Regions from separate parts of the Homo sapiens genome. Here all the other regions are linked to region 1. A link is an interaction called in ENCODE POLR2A ChIA-PET data of the cell type or tissue named here. Cell type or tissue: GM12878. All regions are shown on one strand.

Evidence for each region. Peaks named below come from ENCODE experiments on the same cell type or tissue, not always from the same donor. Only the 100,000 strongest peaks of a DNase experiment are listed, where the experiment ranks them.
Region 2: POLR2A ChIA-PET joins it to region 1 with 11 read pairs; 4 of 35 experiments call an interaction of 5 or more read pairs at or near these places.
Region 3: POLR2A ChIA-PET joins it to region 1 with 15 read pairs; 5 of 35 experiments call an interaction of 5 or more read pairs at or near these places.
Region 4: POLR2A ChIA-PET joins it to region 1 with 14 read pairs; 4 of 35 experiments call an interaction of 5 or more read pairs at or near these places.

Annotation. Positions count from the first base shown.
Region 1 is chr9:124,195,713-124,200,712 of GRCh38, forward strand. No RefSeq gene overlaps it. Among named protein-coding and RNA genes, the nearest start is that of NEK6, 60 kb to the right of the region's middle. RefSeq lists an enhancer at 4,704-4,883. In GM12878, a CTCF peak has its summit at 1,906; DNase peaks (open chromatin) are centred at 1,859, 1,979 and 4,599; H3K4me3 peaks cover 1,231 bases; H3K27ac peaks cover 4,096 bases.
Region 2 is chr9:124,283,700-124,288,699 of GRCh38, forward strand. The region is part of intron 1 of NEK6 (NIMA related kinase 6); the gene reads left to right. Among named protein-coding and RNA genes, the nearest start is that of NEK6, 28 kb to the left of the region's middle. RefSeq lists a silencer at 1,808-1,982 and enhancers at 2,071-3,270, 2,239-2,308, 2,809-3,188. In GM12878, no CTCF peak of the experiment used is centred here; DNase peaks (open chromatin) are centred at 2,642 and 2,822; H3K4me3 peaks cover 2,124 bases; H3K27ac peaks cover 3,782 bases.
Region 3 is chr9:124,262,464-124,267,463 of GRCh38, forward strand. The region is part of intron 1 of NEK6 (NIMA related kinase 6); the gene reads left to right. LOC124902268 (a long non-coding RNA gene) reads left to right here and starts at 562. Exons shown (of 2, transcript XR_007061765.1): 1 at 562-1,037. RefSeq lists enhancers at 1,490-2,103, 1,535-1,624 and a silencer at 2,605-2,664. In GM12878, no CTCF peak of the experiment used is centred here; a DNase peak (open chromatin) is centred at 2,568; H3K4me3 peaks cover 5,000 bases; H3K27ac peaks cover 4,932 bases.
Region 4 is chr9:124,289,765-124,294,764 of GRCh38, forward strand. All of the region lies in intron 1 of NEK6 (NIMA related kinase 6), which reads left to right. Among named protein-coding and RNA genes, the nearest start is that of NEK6, 34 kb to the left of the region's middle. RefSeq lists enhancers at 2,019-2,218, 2,239-2,348, 2,359-2,418, 2,657-3,641. In GM12878, CTCF peaks have their summits at 2,500 (motif pointing left) and 4,175; a DNase peak (open chromatin) is centred at 2,287; H3K4me3 peaks cover 4,999 bases; H3K27ac peaks cover 4,810 bases.

The DNA.
Region 1 (5,000 bases):
TCTTCTTAAACTCTACCAAAAAAATAGAGCTAGAGGAAATATTTCCAAACACTTGTTATGAGGCCAGAATCACCTTAATACCTAAGCCAGACAAAGATACCACACAAAAAAATGAAGCTACAGGCCAATCTCTATAATGAACATCGATGTAAAAATCCTAATAAAATATAAGCAAGCCAAAATCAAGAACACACAAAAAAGACTACATGTCATAACCAAGTAGGGTCTATTTCTGACAGGCAAGACTGGTTTAATGTGCACAAATCAATCAATGTGGTACGTTACATTAACAGAATGAAAGATAAAAACCACACAATCATCTCAGTTGAAACAGAAAAAGCACTTGACCAAGTTCAGCATCCTTTCTGGATAAAAACTCTTAACAGTTTTGGCATAGAAAGAAAGTTTCTTGACATAATAGAGGCCATTTATGAAAAAACCACAGCTAACACCATAATTAATGGGGAACAATCAAAAACTTTCCTACTGAAATCTAGAACAAGGCAAGGATGCCCACTCTCTCCACTTCTATTCAACATGGTACTGGAAGTATGAGCAAGAGCAATCAGACAAGAAAAAGAAATAAAAGTCATCTAAATCAGAAAGGAAGAAGTAAAATGATCTCTATTTGCAGATGACATGATTCTATATACAGAAAATCCCAAAGATTCCACACAAAAAAACCCTGTTATATCTAATAAATAAATTCAGCGAAGTCATAGGATGCAAAATCAACACACAAAAGTCAATAGCAGATCTACACAAAAACAACAGCCTAGGTGAAAAACAAATCAAGAAAGCAATCTTATCTACAAAGGCATTAAAAAAATACTGAGGAATAAATTTAACCAAGGAGGTGTAATATTTGTATACTGAAAACTAGAAAACATTGATAAAGAAATTGAAGATCTAAATTAGTGGAAAGCTATTTCATGCTCATGGATGAGAAGAATTAATATTATTAATATCTGTACTCCCAAAACAATGTACAGATTGAATGCAATGAGGTCAGGGGGTTTAATTGCAAGTAAAAAAAATAAAAGAAAGAAAGCTTCTTCAAAACAGCCCAAGAAGAGAAGGGAATTTATTAAAACAGGAGGGTCCCAGAGATCCAAGGCTGGACATGGAGCAGCTTCAGGAAGGCAGGAGTAGGGACCCAGAAAGTTGTCAGGAGATCTGGAGGTAGTGTCTTAGGCTCCTTGTGACTATCTCTCTCTTTATCTCAGTCTTCCTTCTTATTTTCCTTCCTTTCTCTCTCCCTCTCCCGCTCCCCGCCTTGTCTCAGTATCTCTCCTGCATGACTGCCTCTTTCTATCTTGTCTCTGCCTGTCTCTGTCTCTCCCTCCCATAACTGCATTTCAACCTTTCCATGATTGAGTCTTCTCTCTGCCATTCTATGAGCAAGTGGCCAAACACAGCCAGTCCAGCCCAGCTTTATGCCTCCTTTCAAATAACCAGCCAGGAAGGCAACCCAGTATCCCTGATTCTCAAAGCCAAAGTCACAGGAGAAAGAAGCTGATTGGCTCAGCTCAAATCAGCCTGCACCTCTGGTCTAATCAGCTGTCGCTAGGGGAGCAGAGAGGTACAAATATGGCCCCTGAGGTTCCACCTAGGGGAGAGGAGGATACAAGAGAAGGGAGCTGGAGGGCTGGCCAGGAGCACAGATGCCCACCACACCTGCCTGCCCAGTTGGACCCTCTCAGAGACGGGTTTTGACCTGAATTGAGCTTTGGTCCTCTTGGCCCCTTGGCCACGGTCACGTAGACTGCTAGCTGAGCTCCATTCCCTTCATATCTGCACATGGTACTTCCCGTCTCTGAGTCTCTGCTTCCTCATTTGTGAAATGATAGTAACAGCCCCTCCCAGTGGGGTGGTTGCAAGACGACATGAAGTTGTGTGGGCAGAGGACCCAAGGCCTTGCTGGCCACAGTGACTATGACACATCTGAATTCCCTAAAGTCCTACAGTTCCCGTGGTCCTCGCCTACCTGCCCCACTCCTCCCTTCTTCCCCTACCTCCACCATCTTCCCCCACTGCCAGTACGGCCCCAGGATGCTTGTGGTTACAACCAGTGAGATCTACTGCCCTCTACCACCACCCACATATCGCTAATTTGAGAAACGCACACCAGGGTGTCTGGGTTTAGCTGTTGAAACCACACATTCTGACCATCTTCTCAGTCCACTGAGCCTCCGTGGTCAGCCTGGCTGAGCTCTTTGTGGACCAGACATTGTTCTGCGGTCCCCACTCTAAAATCAGGTGGGGGCAGCATTAAGGAAGCCTTGGTGCCTATAGGATATCAGACACCCCAGATGCCTCAGGGATCTCCTTGAATGCTGCGCTACACACTATGGACAGATGCAACTGTTGATGTCATTTCTTTTTTTTTTTTTTTTTTAATTTGAGACGGTGTCTCGCTGTGTCGCCCAGGCTGGAGTGCAGTGGCGTGATCTCGGCTCACTACAACCTCCACCTCCCAGGTTCAAGTGATTCTCCTGCCTCAGTCTCTCAAGTAGCTGGGACTACAGGCATGCACCACCACACCTGGCTAATTTTTGTGTTTTTGGTAGACGGGGTTTCACCATGTTGGCAAGGCTGGTCTCAAACTCCCGACCTCAAGTCACCTGCCCACCTCAGCCTCCCAAATTGCTGGGATTACAGGAATGAGACACCACACCTGGCCCGTTTCTTCTTATTTTTGTTATTTTCTTATTTATTAAGCCAGCGTTCCCCGCTGCCTACTCTCTTCTTACTGGAGGCTGACCACTGGGGACTTCTGTATCTATGGAAGATGTGGGTGTTGAACTTGGGAACCTCAGGCCATGACATAAGGCTGAACAGGCCTCACCATGTCCTTTGGGTGCAAGAAGATCACGTGGAGAGGCACATCCAGCACCCAGCCCCAAGGCCCACCTCCTTGTCCCAGAACCCTAGTCTACCACAAATCTCCCACCTTCTGCCCCAACAAGAGAGTTCGGGTTGTTCCCAAATGGAGTCTTCCATGGACCTATGAATCTGACCAGGGCACCTCAGCTGGGCTGGCCTCTGAGCATGTTTTTTGCTTTTTGTTTTCTTTTTGAGACAGAGTCTTGCTCTGTTGCCCAGGCTGGAGTGCAGTGGCATGATCTCGGCTCACTGCAACCACTGCCTCCCAGGTTCAAGCGTTTCTCCCAGGTCAGCCTCCAAGTAACTGGGATTACACTTGCCCACCACCACACCCAGCTAATTTTTGTATTTTTAGTAGAGCTGGGGTTTCACCACGTTGGCCAGGCTGGTCTTGAACTCCTGGTGACCCACCTGCCTTGGCCTCCCAAAGTACTGGGATTACAGGCATGAGCCACCGCACCCAGGCCCTGGCCCCTGAGCCTTTGCTGCACCAGCCTCTGTTCCACACAGACCTTTCCTGTGCCTTGACCCAGCGCCAGACCCTTCCTGACAGCTCCAGCCCCTAAGACCTGGGCAGCTCCTGGGTCTGTGATGGAAAGCTTTATGCTCACTCAGGAGGTCTCTACCTGGAGGTGCTTAAGCCCCAATGCAGAAGTTGATGAAGCTGCTTTCTAAGTTCAAAAACCTAGAGCTAGCTTTTCCCTTGGGTGCAGCACACACCTCGGCAGGAGGATGGGGTTGGGGGTTCAAGTCCCAGCCACCACCTCAAGTCTGGAACTCTCCTTTTTGTTCAGGCCCTATTGCTTACTCCAGAATCCATATTTTCTCATGGTACATTTCCCCTAGGAGGCCCTGCAGCCACCCACGCCACCCCACGACCCAGCTTCCATCTCGGCTACAAATAGAAAAACTCTAACTCGACTGGTAGACACTCCTGTCTCACAGAGGGGAAAACTGAAGGCCAGCAGGGCTGTTCCTGGGTCAGTTATGTCCATGGCTGTATGATAGGTTGGGGTACTGGTCCATAAATATTCACAGGCCTCCACCTGCCCTGGGTGAGTATACATCCTGAATGGTGTGCTGGGCTTGGTCATGTGACTCTCATCAGCAATTGGAATGTGAGTCAAGTTCTTATTTTTTTTTTTTTTTTTTTTTTTGCTTTTTTGAGAAAGGGACTTTGTCTGTTGCCCTGGCTGGTGTGCAGTGGGACAATGATAGTTCACTGTAGCCTCAAACTCCTAGGCTCAAGTGATCCTCCTGCCTCAGCCTCCCAAGTAGCCGGGAATACAGGTGCCCACCACCATGCCCAGCAAATTTTTAAATTTTTTGTAGAGACGGGGGTCTCACTATGTTGCCCAGGCTGGTCCCAGACTCTTGGGCTTAAGCAATACACTTGCCTAGGCCTCCCAAAGTGCTGGGATTAAAGGCATGAGCAACCATGACTGGTCATCCAAGGCCTTACATGTGCTCATGTGAGTTGACTGAGACCCTCGCACTCCTGAGACCTGCCATGAGAAGAATTCATCCCAGCTGTAGCATCCCTTCAGCCTGGTTCCCAGAATAAATACATTGGGGGAAGACCAGAGCCCAGCCTGCAGCCTGACGCAGCGGGGGCCAGCCCATTCTAGGTTAGCTAAACCACATCAACTTGCTCGCCTATGACCTGGGAGCCTGAGACAAGACTGCATCGGTCACTGAGTTTGGGGAGGGCTGTTTGCAGCATTACTGTAGCAACAGCTGACTAGTTCATGTGTTCATGGCAGGTTCACTTTGTCCTCAAGCCTGTCCCCAAAGGTCATGGATGGCTGCTGCAGGGCCGGGAGTTATGTCTTCAGTCATACAGAGAGGCAAGCGAAGGGGGCAGCTTTTCCTCTTGCCATGTATCTTTTTGTTTGTTTTATTTTTAGACTGGAGTGCTGGAGTGCAGTGGCACGATCTCAGCTCACTGCAAGCTCTGCTTCCCAGGCTCAAGCAATTCTCCTGCCTCAGCCTCCCCTGTAGCTGGGATTACAGGTGCGAGCCACTACTGCCCAGCTAATTTTTGTAGTTTTTATTAGAGACGGGGTTTCACCATGTTGGCCAGGCTCGTCTCGAACACCTGACCTCAAGTGATC
Region 2 (5,000 bases), 88 kb after region 1:
CTCGCACAGGGCTTGCCTCACCTTTAGGCCTTTGCACGTGCCATGCCCTCTGCCTGGAGTGCCCTGCCCCTATTCCTCCACTCAGAGCTGCTTCCCGTTCCGAGGAAAAATCCCATGCCCCAGGTAGACTGCACGCACATTTTCTTGTGTTTCCACACCCTGCTTTGCAGAGCAGCGGGCACCCTGGTTGTAGTTTAAGGGACGCCTGAGAGCCCCATTGAGGATGGAGATTGGTCCCCCTTGCCTGGCACACGCTTGGTGCCCAGCACTTGTGTGTCCATTGAGTGAGCAAATAATGGAATGTCTGGAGGCATGTGACGCCTCTGCTGTGTGGCTTGGTTTCCCCATCTTTAAAATACCAGATGTGGGCCAGGCGCAGTGGCTCTCGCCTATAATCCCAGCACTTTGGGAGGCTGAGGCGGGAGGATCACCTGAGGTTGGGAATTCGAGACCAGCCTGGCCAACATGTTGAAACCCTGTCTCTACTAAAAATACAAAAATTAGCCAGGTGTGGTGGTGCATGTCTGTAATCCCAGCTACTTGGGAGGCTGAGACACGATAATTGCTTGAACTAGGGAGGCGGAGGTTGCAGTGATCCAAGATGGCACCACTGCACTCCATACTGGGCGAAGACCGAGACTCCGTCTCTAAGTAAATAAATAAAATAAAATACTGGATGTGGACTGATGGAGTCCTTGGGGATCTGGTGAAACATGAGGCCTCAAGTGAACGGACTCGGGTCTTTCCTGCTCCCAGGAGTGGAATGGGAGCGTGGCAGCGACCACGCACACGTTTGTTTAATGATTATCCAATGTTGACCCAAAACTATGAGCAAAGCTCCGGGGATTTTCTGGGCGTTCAGCACAAAATTCCCAGTTAATGGGTTCCAGTGTCTTAAAAAGGCAGGACTGAGGCGGTCTCTATGGAGTTGTTCTGACTGCAGCTGGGCCCTGTCCTTCCACACCTGCCCCTGCAGGAATTCTCCGGACGCCTGTGGAGGGAAGAATGTGTGTGTCTGGGGTCCAAGACCACATGCACCGCCTGGTGGAACTTTCTCTGCTCTTGCATGTCTGGTGGGAGCTTCCCTTAATGACACAGGATCTGCCGAGATTCATCCCCAACTCCAGGCTGGCACCAGTGTTCAAGCCCCTGCCTCTGCTGTCTCCCAGGTCTTCAAATTTACACCACTCTGACTCTCAGTTTCCCTATCTGCAAAATGAAGGCAGGAATGCCCACCTCATGGGGTGAGCCAGTGGACCCAAATACGTGGTGCAGTAGGTGCCACGGAGTAGTGGCACGTGATTTTGTGGCTGTTAGTGTGAGTATTCCTTACTTTAGAGAGCAGAGGAAAACACATCAGCAGATTGTTTAAGCCAAAAAATGTCTGTTGTTTGAAGAATTTCGTTTTGGAAGGCAAGCCCAGGTTTTGGGTCAGAACCGTATTCCCTCAGGCACGGCACGGTTGAACGTCGAGGCATATTTTACAGGCTTGGTGACCGCTCAAGCCTTTGAGCCCTCCATGCGGGTGCTCTGAGGTCAGACTTTTCGGGAAGCCCTCACACAGCTGGTCTGCTTGTCGCGTTGGTAGCACCGTTTCCACAGAGCAGGCTCTGTTTGGCTATGAATAGATGTTTTTCTCACTCTTTTCTTGGATGCCTGAATGGCAGGCTCCCCTCCTGCAGTCTCAGAGGCCGACCTGCATGTAAAACTCCAAGCGGACATCAGAGTGGGTTCGTCTGTTCCTGCTTGGACTTGAGGCTCTCAGCAAGGCTCAAAGAGCTGGGTCGATGGCCACCATGACCCAGGGAGCCTCCCGAGAGTCTCCCAGGCTATAGTTTCTGAAGGCTACTGAGTGAACTGAAGAAATCAGAGTTCATGGAAGAGGCAGCAGATCCGAGCAACAGCCGAGATTGAGGAGGATGGTTCAGGATCTCCAAACACAGGCCCGCTGGCTCCACTGTGTCCAAGCCGCAGATGCAAAGCCTGTTAGGACAGAAAGGACACGAGATAGCAGCCAGGGCCGGCCGCAGGCAGGAGGGCCGGGCCACCAGCAGTTAGGAGTGTGGGTTCTGGAGCCACACAACCGGGGTTCAGATCCCAGTTTTCCCACCTCTATTGGGCAGCATACTGTAAGCCTCAGTTTTCCCCTTCTGTAAAACGGAGATAATAATTTACCTGTCTCACAAGGCTGTTATGAGGATTAAAGTAAGTTAACATCACTCAAGTGCATAGAACGATGCTGGGTACATACTAAATAAATACAGATAAACTGAGGCCCAGAGAGGGCAAGGGACTTCGCTGTGGTCACTCAGCAAGTCATTGGGGCAGCCAAGGCTGAAACTCATGACTCCTAGTCTCGTGAACGGTTCCCCCCTCCCTGCCCTCCCCCGCAGTCAGACTTTTTAAACACTGCCTTTTGCAGAGGAAATCGCGTGACCCTTCAGCCCACAAGAATTCCGACTGCACAGAATGTCTGAAACCTCTTCGGGCTGGCTGGGGGCCTTGTTGCAATTCTATTCAGCTGTTAGTTCTTTTTTTCCCCTCTCTTTCTTTTAAAGCTCTATAGGATCCTCCTTTCCCTTCTCCACAAATAGAAAAATTAACCTCTTGACAAAGGAGTTGGAAGACTTGAGTCCCTGCTGTGTGTCCCGGAACCAATCCCCCAGCCTCAGGTTCCCCGGCTGTGAAATGAGAAGGTGTCCTCTGTTGACAGGGAGGTGGCCCCACCTGCCAGTCTGTGATTGCCACAGAGACAAGCCAGCCAAGAAGTGCCACCCTGGACGAAGGTCGGGTGAGTGCTGATTAAACAAAATCTGGTGACGCATCCTTCTAAGAAGCGAGGCGAAACCCACCAGAGATGCTGCGTGCTTCTGCCCACCTCCTCGTGTCAAAGGTGATTTGAGTCATCAGCCTGGCCTGCACTTTTCTCGCTCTCCTGTTTCCTTGCAGTGCTCCTGGGCTCCTGAGCCACTCGGGGCTGAGGCCCGGGGGCCAGTTGTGTCCCATCTGCAGGCCCCAGGGCATTAGACCTGAGGGGCCTGGTCACCTTCTGATTTCTGCTGGGCGCCCCAGCCATGAGCTCCAGAGGCTGCCAGCCTAGGGTGTGAGTCTGTCTCCGAAGCTGCTGACATGAGTAGGGACTTCCCCTCTCTGAGCTTTAGTTCCTTATCTGTGAAATGGGTGCATGAGCCCTGCCTGGCAGGGTGAGATGAGGTACACAAGCCCTATCCTACTTCACTCCCCTCTTCCTTCCTGCCCGAAAGGCCCTGGCTCACCTGGGATCCAGCTGGGGCACAGCAGGTGTTGATATGTCCACCTGCTGCCCCCCGGCTGTGATATGCCCCCCTGGCTGCGGGGGACAGAGGGACAGCTGGCCACACCGGGAAGCCTGGGGACAGACCCTGGGACATCAGGGTCAGGAGCGTACAGGGTGCAGCCCTCTTGGCCTAGTGATGGGGATCCCTAGGGGAAAGACCTAGGGGCCAGGAGGTCATGGAGACAAGACTCGAACCCAGGATTGGGGCCCCCAGGTCCTCCTGTCCTTTGTGTAGGCTCACTTTCAGGTTACCCTGGCACCAGCAGGGGCCAGCCTGGTTGGGCCTGGGAATTCAGAGATGGGTGCCAAGGTGGGCCTGGAGCACGACGTAGGCAGACACGGGGCCGAGCCCCACCTTGCTACCCGCTGGTAAGGGGCCTTGGGCAAGTCGTGGCCACTCCTGAGCCCCCATCTCCTCATCTCAAAAATGAACATCATTCCCACTCTTCCCACCTTTCAAGGTTGTCATGCGGCTCCCTATGATAGTGTGGACAAAAGTCACTCTGTAGACCATCAAGAACTGACCAGGCCAGATGCGGTGGCTCATGCCTGTAATCCCAACACTTTGGGAGGCTGAGGTGGGTGGATCACCTGAGGTCAGGAGTTTGAAACTAGCCTGGCCAACATGGTGAAACCCCATCTTTACTAAAAATAGAAAGATTTGCTGGGTGTAGTGGCATGCAGGTATAACCCTGGATACTTGGGAGGGTGAGGCAGGAGAATCTCTTGAACCTGGGAGGTGGAGGTTACAGTGAGCCAAGATTGCACCATTGCACTCCAGCCTAGGTGACAGAGTGACACTGTCTCAAAAAAGAAAAAAAAACCGCCCAGAAGAAATGTGTCATTTCACCCTCTGGAACCATGAGCCCTGTGATCATGAGGCACAATCGTCATGTAAATATATAGGGTCTCTCACCAGCCACGGGCCAAGATTTATTTTATGGAGACAGTGGGGGAGGGGGCCAGCTCAGTTTCATTGTCCTGGTAACTTTGTAAAATGCTTTGCCATCACTTCCCAGCTCCTGGGAGGATGCAGCAGGAGCTGTGCAGCCTCTCTCGCCCTCCCAAAAGGCGGATCCCCAGAGGCCCTGGACACCTCCTTCCAGGTCCACAGGCCCAAAGGCCTGGTGTCCATAAGGCTGGGGTTCCCTGGAAAGTGGGTTTCTGGAAATACTTGTTGCAGGGATATCGCTGTTGCGTGAGGGCTGGTTGTTTATGATAACAGGAATCATAACAGTGGCAGTACCCACATTGATTGATTGATTGATTGAGACAGAGTCTCACTCCATCACCCAGGCTGGAGTGCAGTGGCGCGACCTCAATTCACTGCAACCTCTGCCTCCTGGGTTCAAGTGATTCTCCTGAATCAAGTGATTCAGTGCTCAGCCTCCTGAGCAGCTGGGATTACAGGTACCCGCCCCCACACCCAGCTAATTTTTTGTATTTTTAGTAAAAATGGGGTTTTGCCATGTTGGCCAGGCTGGTCTCGAACTCTTGACCTCAAGTGATCCACTCACCTCGGCCTCCCAAAGTTCTGGGATTACAGGCGTGAGCCACCCTGCTCGGCCCAGTACCCACATTTATTAAGCTCTTCTGCATACCCGGGCCCTGATAATCCTGGGCTGGTATTTTACCTGCATGTAAAGTACCTCACTTGGTCCTCACGGCAGCCCTACAAGATGGG
Region 3 (5,000 bases), 67 kb after region 1:
CAGACCCCCACATACATGGCTGCGCCATTGTCTCCAATTCTGGATTTTTCCACAGATGACTTCTCGGGTGATCTGGTGGTAAAGGCACAGGTCTTCTAGCCAGGCCTTCTTGGCCTCCAGCAAGGGCAGGATCACAGCACCCCACCAGACCTGACTGGCCACCACCGCTGTAGCTGTGGCTGGGCGAGTGGGGGGGCCATGGGAATTGAAAGATGGGGTGGCCGAGATCTGAAATGCATTCAGTTGCAGTGGCCTGGATCTGCACGGAGCCGTTCTTTCTTTCTCTTAGACATCTGCATGGTGGTGACCTCATAGAATTCTAAGAAAAAAGGGGCTTTATGTAGGAATTCCATAGAGTGTGAAGGAATTTGGACAGGGGAAGGGGGAGGGAAGTTGCCATTCAGAGCCTGCAGTGCCTGCATTTTCCCCGAATTGTTTAACCCTCATGCTTCAGAATTAGGCTGAGGCTTGCGGGGTGGGTCATGTTGACCTGGGTGAACAGAGATCCCTTTAAGAAGAACTTCTCCATGTTCCAGAGGCGCGTTCTTACTGCAGGTGAGTGGCAGTATGGGAATTAGTCCACAGGCCCCTTCTCGAATGCCTGCCCTCTCTTGTTCCTTGTCCTCAACGTCTTTGAAACTTGGGCTTGTTGGGAAGACACCTGCAAAAGGATGGATGCACATGACCTTCAGCTCTAATGAATCAAGCTGCTGATGAGGAATTCACTGGGCTCCCAATCCAGAGAGCTTCGCACACACCCACTGGGGTTGAGACGAGCACTGGGTTTATTTATTGTGGACTTTTGGAGTCTGAAGGACTCTTGCCACCCATCTGTTTCACGGAACAGAACCTGAGGCTCAGAGGGAGCAAGGCGCTCCCCCACAGCCGCATTGAGAGCCTGAGCCTGGGCACCCGATGGAGTGAATGAGGCTGGAGTCCCAGACCTGCCTCTCATGAGCACGTCGCCCACTGAGCCTCAGCGTCATCATCTGGAAAACAGGGATAATATTATGACCTCAGAAGCTTCGGGGGAGGAAGTAAGTGAAATAATGCATTTCAGATGCTCAGCGCCTTTTAAGTGCTTGATGCTCATTCCCCAAGATTACATGAGAGACATGGAAAATCTTTAATGACCAAGGACCCACCCAGGGTCACTCAGCCGGGACCCTTGGTCCGTGGCCCAGAGTGTCTCCAGTGCCCCTGCATTGAGGCCCTAAACAAGGCCAGAAGCAGGTGCCGGGGACCCCTCTGGATTCCACCAGAGCACCTTCCTAGGATCATGGCTCCCAAAACGGAAGGGAAGGAGACAGCGCAGTTTGCAAAGAGGCAGGATTTAAGCACCAGGGTGGCCCTGTGGCGCCTCAGGAAAATGTTTGCCTGTCAGTATCTGCTCTCGTTCCCACCTGTCCCCACAAAGCGAGGCCATAAGTCCTCGGCGTGGCATTGGAGGGTCTCTGAAGGCCCTGAGAGCTGTGTCAGCCACGGTGTGTTATGAAGCAAGGCAGATGTTTTGTTAATTATTTACACAGCGTCGGCCCCGCAGAGGACTGCGCTGACAGGAGCGGCTGTCACAGGCCTGGCCGTGGGGCAGAAGTGAGCAGCCGTCTTCCCCTGGCAGTCCTCCTGAAAAGGTCTGCATGGCAAGGCCTGAGGGAGTCCTGCACATTTTATGCCCCCGCCCCCCAAAGCCATTTGGGTTTCCCTTAAACTGGCTTGTTTTCCTGAGCCGGTGGAGAGATCCTTGTCCTCCGGAAGTGGCTATCGCTCTGGGGCGGCTTCTCTGCCAGCTCGTCACACCCTAGACCCAGCTGTAGTCTGTGTGGTGGGAGAGGGTGTCACCAGGCTCTGGAGGTCCACTCCTCTGTAGTCACCTCATGCAAGGAGGGCTTCACAGGGGCCCAGCCTCTACTCCCTCATCCGGAAAACGGGCCAGTAACACCAGGCACCAGCCCCGTGATCCTCAGGCACCCTTGGGGGTGATCTGCCTTAGAAATTCAACTTTAGGATTAGAATTCTGCTAAGAGGTACCATGTGACAAAAAAGGTAGTGTAAAAATCACAAAGACCAGGACAGGCTCATGCCTATAATCCCAGCACTTTGAGAGGCCGAGGCGGGCAGATCACTTGAGGTCAGGAGTTTGAGACCAGCCCAGCCAACATGGCAAAACCCCATCGCTACTAAAAATACGAAAAATTAGCTGGGCGTGGTGGTGGACACCTTTAATCCCAGCTACTCGGGAGCCTGAGGAGCCTGAGGCGTGAGAATCACTTGAACCTGGGAGACAGAGGCTGCAGTGAGCTGAGATTGTGCCACTGCACTCCAGCCTAGGCAACAGAGCGAGACTCTGTATCAAAAAAAAAAAAAAAAAAAAAAAAAGAGTTCTGCAAAGAATGGCACCTGGCATCAGAGCTTTCCCTGAAAGGCCACTAAGGATGAGGAACGTGAGCTCCGGGGAGGCGAAGGGGGCAAAGCCACCTGCCTGTTGCCTGTTTTACATAAGGAGGTTTTGCATAGGAGTCATTTTAAGATACATGAAGTAGCCAGAATAGATAAATCCACATAGACCTAAAGCAGATTGGTGGTTTCCAGGGCCTTTGGGGAGGGGAGACTGGGGAGCGACTGATTAAGGGACATGGGTTTTTATTGGGGTGACGCAGACGTTTTGGAACCGGATGAAGGTGGTGGTTGCACAACATTGTGATTGTAATACATCCCATCCAGCGGTTTGCTTTAAAGTGGTTAAATATATCTGAGAAAAATGTTAAACATAAAAGTTTTGGCCAGGCACGGTGGCTCACGCCTGTAATCCCAGCACTTTGGGAGGCCGAGGCAGGCGGATCACGAGCTCAGGAGTTTGAGACCAGCCTGACCAATATGGTGAAACCCCATCTCTACTAAAAATACAAAAATTAGCTGGGCGTGGTGGCGTGTGCCTGTAATCCCAGCTACTCAGGAGGCTGAGGCAGGAGAATCACTTGAACCCAGGAGGCGGAGGTTGCAGTGAGCCGAGATGGCGCCACTGCACTCCAGCTTGGGCAATAGAGTGAGACTCCGTCTCAAAAAAAAAAAGACAAGTTTGTCTTGCTTTAAAAAAAAAAATACCTCTCCTTTTACAGATGGCGACACTGAGGCCCAGAGAGACATCATGACCAGCCTCAGGTCCCACATGCAGCCTGCTGCTCTGTAGCCTAAATCAGATCACTGTCCCAGCTTTCAGGTCAAGGCTCTGGTTGTGACACCTGGGCCTGGACTGCGGGTGAAAAGTTTTGATGCAAAAACACAGACCGTCCATTGTCCTATGGGCTAAGTGGACTCCCTTCTGCTAACCAGAGATGCTTGTGCTGGCTGGTGTGTGGCACGTTATCTCATTCTTTCATGACGTATGTCCGGATGGAAGTCCTGGGTCAGGCATTGTGCTGGGAGCCCACACGAAGACCCTCTAATGGCCCCACCCATTGGCCTCTCACCACCTGGTGGGGACAGAGGCTGTCACAACCCCTTCTTAGGTGCTCTTGATCAATTTGCAGGTGGCATTTTTTGGGATGTAGTCTCTGGGGAAGTAGGAGAGCTTCCGGCAGTGAGGGGTGTTTGAACCCACCTGGAGGGAGACGTGGGGTTTGCCAGAGGGCTGAGAGGGCTGGGGTGAAGGGCAGGTAGACCCCAAGGTGGAGAGGCAGGTGGGGCCGGTGGGTGAGAGGTGGGGCTGTGGAACTTCCTCCTGCTTCTTTGGCCTTTGCTCCTGTCGGTAGATGGCCTTACCAGGCACTTACTGTGGGCCATGTTCTAATCTAACCCTTAACCTGAGGGAACTCACTTCATCCTCCCAGTGATGCCGTGATGTGGGTATCGTTCTGCCCATTTTATAGATGAGGAAACAGAGACCCAGAGAGTCCAGGATCTGTGGTGCTTGACGAGCATCAGCCTGAGTGCTGTGAGGACACCCACAGCATGGGGGTCTGAGCTGAAAATTGGAGGACAGAGGCTGCCCTCCGGAAGTGACCAGGATGTGCCCTCAGGAAGTGACCAGCTGCCCAGCTCAGGACCTGTGTGAGGGCCCCCAGGCAGCTGGAAGGAACAGTGTGCACCCAGGTACCATGCCAGGGCCCCTGAGCATCCGTCTTGTCATCGCATAGTTGTAACCTGCCTCACAGACTGAACATGCACTCTAGAAGGGGATGGGACTTGGTCTGTGGACCACAACAGTGTTCTCCATGGCCAGCATTGTGCCTGACACATAGGAGGAGCTCAATTAATATTTGTTGAGTGAATGGGAAGTTTTAAGTAGGCACGCGGCCGGATCCTTGGAGAATGTTTATATGGAGTGAACGAATCTGTTAGCAAACGTTCCTCACTCCCCTCAGTGGGCTGTGCAGGGCTGTATTGAGCTGAGCTGGCCCTTCCCTGGGAGAAGAGGTTTCTTAGAGAAATGCTCATCCTCGAATTATTCCAATGAGGAGGAACCTAAGCCCAGAAGGGCTCTACCTCCCAGAGTTACAGGCTCTCCTTCCTATGCCCCTTCCCTGCCGAGGCAGCTCCCACATGTCTGCATAGGAGGGCTTTGGGTTGGAATGGGTCAGTGCTGTGTCTTAAAGCTGCATTTTCTACCAAGCACACACTTTGTTTAGAGGGCATATCTTTTGGGGTTGCTTTGAGGAAAGGCTAACCAAGCCACCTCTGAGCACAGACATGACTTTTTGGCAAATGAGCAGGACCCCAGATTACACCCCATCTTAGAAAGTAGGAAACCCAGCATTGAAAGAGGAAAGATTCTGCAGCTGATGTGGCCTTGGCGGGCCACCAGCGTGGGTGCCCAGATGGCAGGATCACTGGGCACCACATGGCACACAGAAGAGAGCAAAGGAGAGGGAGTCCGCCCCTGGGCTTGGCAGGTCCGGTCGAGTCCGCCTGGATTCAGTTACAACAGGACCTCGAGTGGGCACGGCGTGCCGGACTGAGTCAGTGTGTGTACATTTCCTTTGTTCGTCTCCTCCGGGAATGTA
Region 4 (5,000 bases), 94 kb after region 1:
AAGAAGCATCTGCACAAGAAGGGCGCTTCTAGACTGTGGAGTCCAACCCACTCATGTTGCAGGTGGGGAAACTGAGGCCCAAAGATAGCCTGTGACTTTCCCAAGACCATGCAGCCCTATGGGAGTCTGGCCTGTATGAGTCCTGGGCCACCAGACCACACACAGCACAGCTCAGAGCACAAGCCACTCCTGCGGAGCTAAAAATGGCCACATACTTCCTAAGCCCAACTCCAGGGTTCAGTGAGGATCCTGGTAAGGAGAGCGACACAGGAAGGTGCAGGGGTTGCCATGGTGTGGCCCCAGATGCTGTGATTACGCGCCAGCCCCGTCACACCGTACGGGTGGTAGGACTGGGCAAAGAAGACGCCGCCACCTGGATGCACTGAGGTGTGCACAGCCACGTGGAGATGATGCTGGGGGCTCACGGTGACTCTCAGGAGGCCCTGGCCTGGCCTATCTGGAGCCTTCTCTGTGAAATGAGGCTGGTAACGCCCACTAGCAGGGTTGTAGGGGACATGGATCTGTGGCCACCTCCTCAAGGGGTGCCACACGCACCAGGTCCTGACTGGGAGTCCGGCCCCCAGGGCCTGTGGATGGCTGGCCTGGGCCCAGCCTCCGCCCCCAAGGGTGCTGGCACCTGGCATGTGCCCGACAGTTGGGGCCGGCTGGTGGGAAGGTGTGTGTCAGGTGGCGGAGCCTCGGTGCCAGGATCTCACTCACGCGTCCTCCAGGGCCTCAGCTGCTGTATGCCTGTGTCAGTCCCAGTGGCGATGAGCTGCAGATGGGGCACAGGGGTGGTTTGCCCAGGGCAGAAGTGGCTCGTTCTGAAAAAGGAAGCAGGTGCTGGCCACGGAGAGCCCCTCTTGGGGACCAGGGGCTGGGGCTGGCCTGCAGAGCCCAGATTCCTCTCACAGACTGGGTGGCGGGGGGTCTGTCTGGCCTCTGTGCCCTTGATCCCACGGTGTCCTCTACTGGGAATCCCCCTCCCCTTTAGTCCAAACCCTGCTGGTCCTTCTGGGCCACCTCAGGTTTTCTACCTGTTGTCCAAAGCTCCCCGTGACCTGGCCCCGCCAGAAGCAGCAGCCATGGGTCCTTTTCCTGAGCAGCTTCGTGCTCTTTTTAGCTTGTGGGTAGCAGTTCCAGGGCCTGCTCCTGGGGACCTGTAAGAACAGGAACTGTGTCTGAGTCATTGCAGGGTCCCGAAGGGAAGACGAACACTCCTCATCCTCTGATCCTGGATCCGCACCCTCGTTTTGGAGAATGCAGGGCCCGAATAAAGATGCAATAACAATCAAATAACAACCCCACTGATGGGGTATCTGCCTTGTGCCCCGCCTGGCCCTAAGCTCTTTCAACTCGTGCAATGTCATGTAACCCACCAGCACCCCGGGCAGTAGATACTACCCTTGTCCCTGTTTTACCCGTGAGAATGCAGGTGCACACAACTGGGACGTGGCTAAGCCAGAACTTGAACCAGGACTGCCGCCTGCCAGGGCTCTCATCTCATGGGCAACCAAGGATTTGGGCCCAGTTTACAAAGGAGAGAATAGAAAGGGTTAAGCTTTTAAAGGAACAGCAAGGGCCGGTCACGGTGGCTCACGCCTGTAATCTTACCACTTTGGGAGGCCGAGGTCAGCAGATCACCTGAGGTTAGGAGTTCGAGACCAGCCTGACCAACATGGAGAAACCCCATCTCTACTAAAAATACAAAATTAGCCGGGCATGGTGGTGGGTGTCTGTAATCCCAACTGCTTGGGAGCCTGAGGCAGGAGAATCGCTTGAACCTCGGAGGCGGAGGTTGCGGTGAGCCAAGATCATGCTGCTGTACTCCAGCCTGGGCAACAAGAGCGAAACTCCATCTCAAATAAATAAATAAATAAACAAACAGCAAGAACAGTTATGCTTTTCAGCATTTTGCTGGGCCCCAGTGTGGATAGGTGGGGAGCGAGCACAAGGACCAAAGGAAAGGACCCTTGTCCCTCCCTGAGCCTACACTGGTCTAATCGGGTGGTGCTGCCATCAGATTCCAGTCCCTGGTAAGCAGGGGGCTCCGTGGCGGCTGTGACAAGTTCCATTCACTTTGGAGGTGGCAGCCGGAGCTATTTTTAGAGCAGCGCATGGTGGGGGAGTTTCCTTTTGGCGGTGTCTGGGGACCGGAGTCTTGGGAAGGGGAAGTCCCATGCGGAGACAGAGGCCCTTCTTCCTGCACCCACCCCAGCCCAGAGAGGCGACCCAGCTCCCTGGAGGCCCAGGCACCTCATGTCTGCCCTCAACCCAGAGTGGAGCAGACCTTCCCTGGAGCTTCTCAGGAGCCACTTCAAAAGGTACCCTGACTTTCTCTGCCTCCTGCTGTGGGAACCGCTTGCTCTTAGGGGTGTGTCCAGCGAGGGATGGGGAACCAGGCCCCAGGGACCTCCAGGGCTGGAGCTCCAGGGACCTTGACCTGGCTGCACCTCTGCCACCCACCGCTGGCTCAGCCACCTGCTGGTGGGGCTGCCCATTCAGCCAGTCCCACCAACCTGACAGGACCTTTGCCACTAGCCTGGGACAGGGGTGGCTGCTGATGGCTGCTTTCACATTGAGTAATCCCTGGGCTTGGCCAGAACTTCTGAGTTTCCAGGGAAGCAGAAAAAGCAATTCTTTCTCTAGGGTGGGTTTTGTCTGCCCCTTCCTGCCTGTGGGAAGGAGAGAAAATTAGGGGAGGCCACGGGCTTGAAAGCTTTCCCTGCATGGAGGCCACTGGATGGGATTCTAGATGCTCGCCTGGGACCCAGGGTGAGTTTTTTACAAACACCGAAGCCCTCCAGCCCCCGGGGCTGTTCCACTTGGTCCTTCTTCCACTGTCAGTCAGCAGGGTAGTAGCTGCGGTTCTGCTCTGAAATCCATCCCTTCCCTTAAGCCCCAGCCTCTCCCCAGTGGTCCCCCTGGCATGAGTTGGTCTCGGGGGGCCAGGCTTCTCCCTCCTGGCCTCAGGTGTTTCTGTACTGAGTCAGCAACCAGTTACCCAGCCTCTCCTCTGCCAACTGCTGGGGCCATGGAGAGAGTGGTTTAGTCTCTACCCTCAAGGACATTTCCATGTTCAAGGAGAAGAAGACACATGAATTAGAGACAGCACGGGGGAGCAGGCTGTGGAGCTGGGAGTGACGGGGTGAGTCCAGGAAGGCTGCCTGGAGGAGATGCCCAGGAGAGAAGTTTGCTGGGAGGCAGCTCATTTCCGGCAGGAGGAGCAGAGCCTGCCAAGGCCTCGAGGTGAGAGCAAGATCATTTCCCAGGCAGGCAGGGGTCTCTGGGATGGTGGGCCTGCTAGCGGGCCTGGGACTCCTAGAGTGAGACCGCAGCTCTCCCCAGCTGCATTGTGGTCACCAAGGATCACCTCAGGCAAATGATTAAAATGCAGACTTTGGAGAGGGTTGGATCTGAGTTCAAAAACAGGCCATGCTGCTTATCAGCTGCATGAGCTCGACAAGTCATTTAACTTCTCTGCACCTCAGTTTCTTCATCTGTAAAAGTGAAGGGCTTGCAGACCTCACAGCAGGGATGTGCTGAGCTGCTGCCTGCAGTGCCCGACACAGAGGAAGCACTCAGCAGATCTCAGCTTCATCTTCAGGGAGGCTGGGAGCGGACCCAGCCTTGACCAGGTCCCAGAGTCAAGAATCTTCTGGGCAGAAGCCAAATGCTTTGTTGCTCCTTTAACTGAGAGACAAGATGTTTACAGCTTCTGCATTTTTTTTCTTCCAGAATTGGGTTTTATTACCTGAGGAGGAAGTGAAAGGTGATTGGGATGCTCCTCGATTTTCAAAAAGGCCCTGGGAACCCTGCAGTGTGCGGCCCAGTTGGTTTTGAATCTCCAGTGACTTTTGTCTGATCTGTGACCACAGGGATGCTGAGCCCTCAGCAGAGGTTTCTTGGGGTTGCAGGAGGGTGGGAAGAGCCCCCTCCACCTACTAGTCAGAGATTCATTCTGCCAACGCCCCCTGGGTGGCCCTCTTTTCACCGGGCCTGGGTGAGGCACTGGAGGTTTACAGATGACCGCGAAGGTCAGTCCCTGCCCTTAAAGGCTGGCAGAGGAGGCAGACATGCTGACAAAGGAAGCAGTTTGTGTCCTCAACAGCCCACCTTCAGGGAGAAACCTGTGTAGATGCCACCAGATGGGAAAGGGAAGAAGGGGCCTTGGTGCCCCCTGGCTGCCCACTGTGTGCTCACAGAGTCCTCGCAGCCTCCCTGCAAGCTTGGGCTGTTCCTTTTTGTGGATGGGGACGTTTAAGGCTCAGGGAGGGGACGGGACTTCCCCAAGGTCCCACAAGAAGTGCCAAGACTATGGCTGGGCATGGTGGCTCACACCTGTAATCCCAGCACCTTGAGAGGCCAGGGTGGGAGGATCACCTGAGGTCAGTAGTTCGAGACCAGCCTGACCAACATGGCGAAACCCCGTCTCTACTAAAACTACAAAAATTAGCTGGGCGTGATGGTGTGTGCTTATAATCTCAGCTACTCGGGAGCCTGAGTAGTGTGTCAGTTCCTCCCTGCCAGCCAGTCTGCCTGGGCGTGGTAGTCCTTCCAGCCCCTGGGCTTGTGCTAAGTTTCTTTCTGTAATTGCTCCATCTGGCTGGTCTGAGAAGCAGGTTCAAATGGCAGGAGAATCACTTGAACCCAGGAGGCGGAGGTTGCAGTCAGCAGAGATCGCGCCATTGCACTCAAGCCTGGGCGACAAAGCAAGACTCCATCTCAAAAAAAAAAAAAAAGTGCCGAGATGAAGGAGGGTCGAGAGATCTGGTCCTGGCAGACAAGTGGGACTTTGCCCATTGAGAGGCACCGATGGGTCTTTAGTCCAAGGCTGGTGCATGGAATGACATGGAAGGACCAGGGTGCTGTGTTGCTGGGGAGGGGGACCGCTCATTTAATATGGCTGCACGCAAGGCCTGGGGGATGTTGGGGGCAAATGCATGAGGGCAGGCTCGTGTCAGGTGGTCAGGGAATGGCTTGCTCCGGTGTGCGGACCT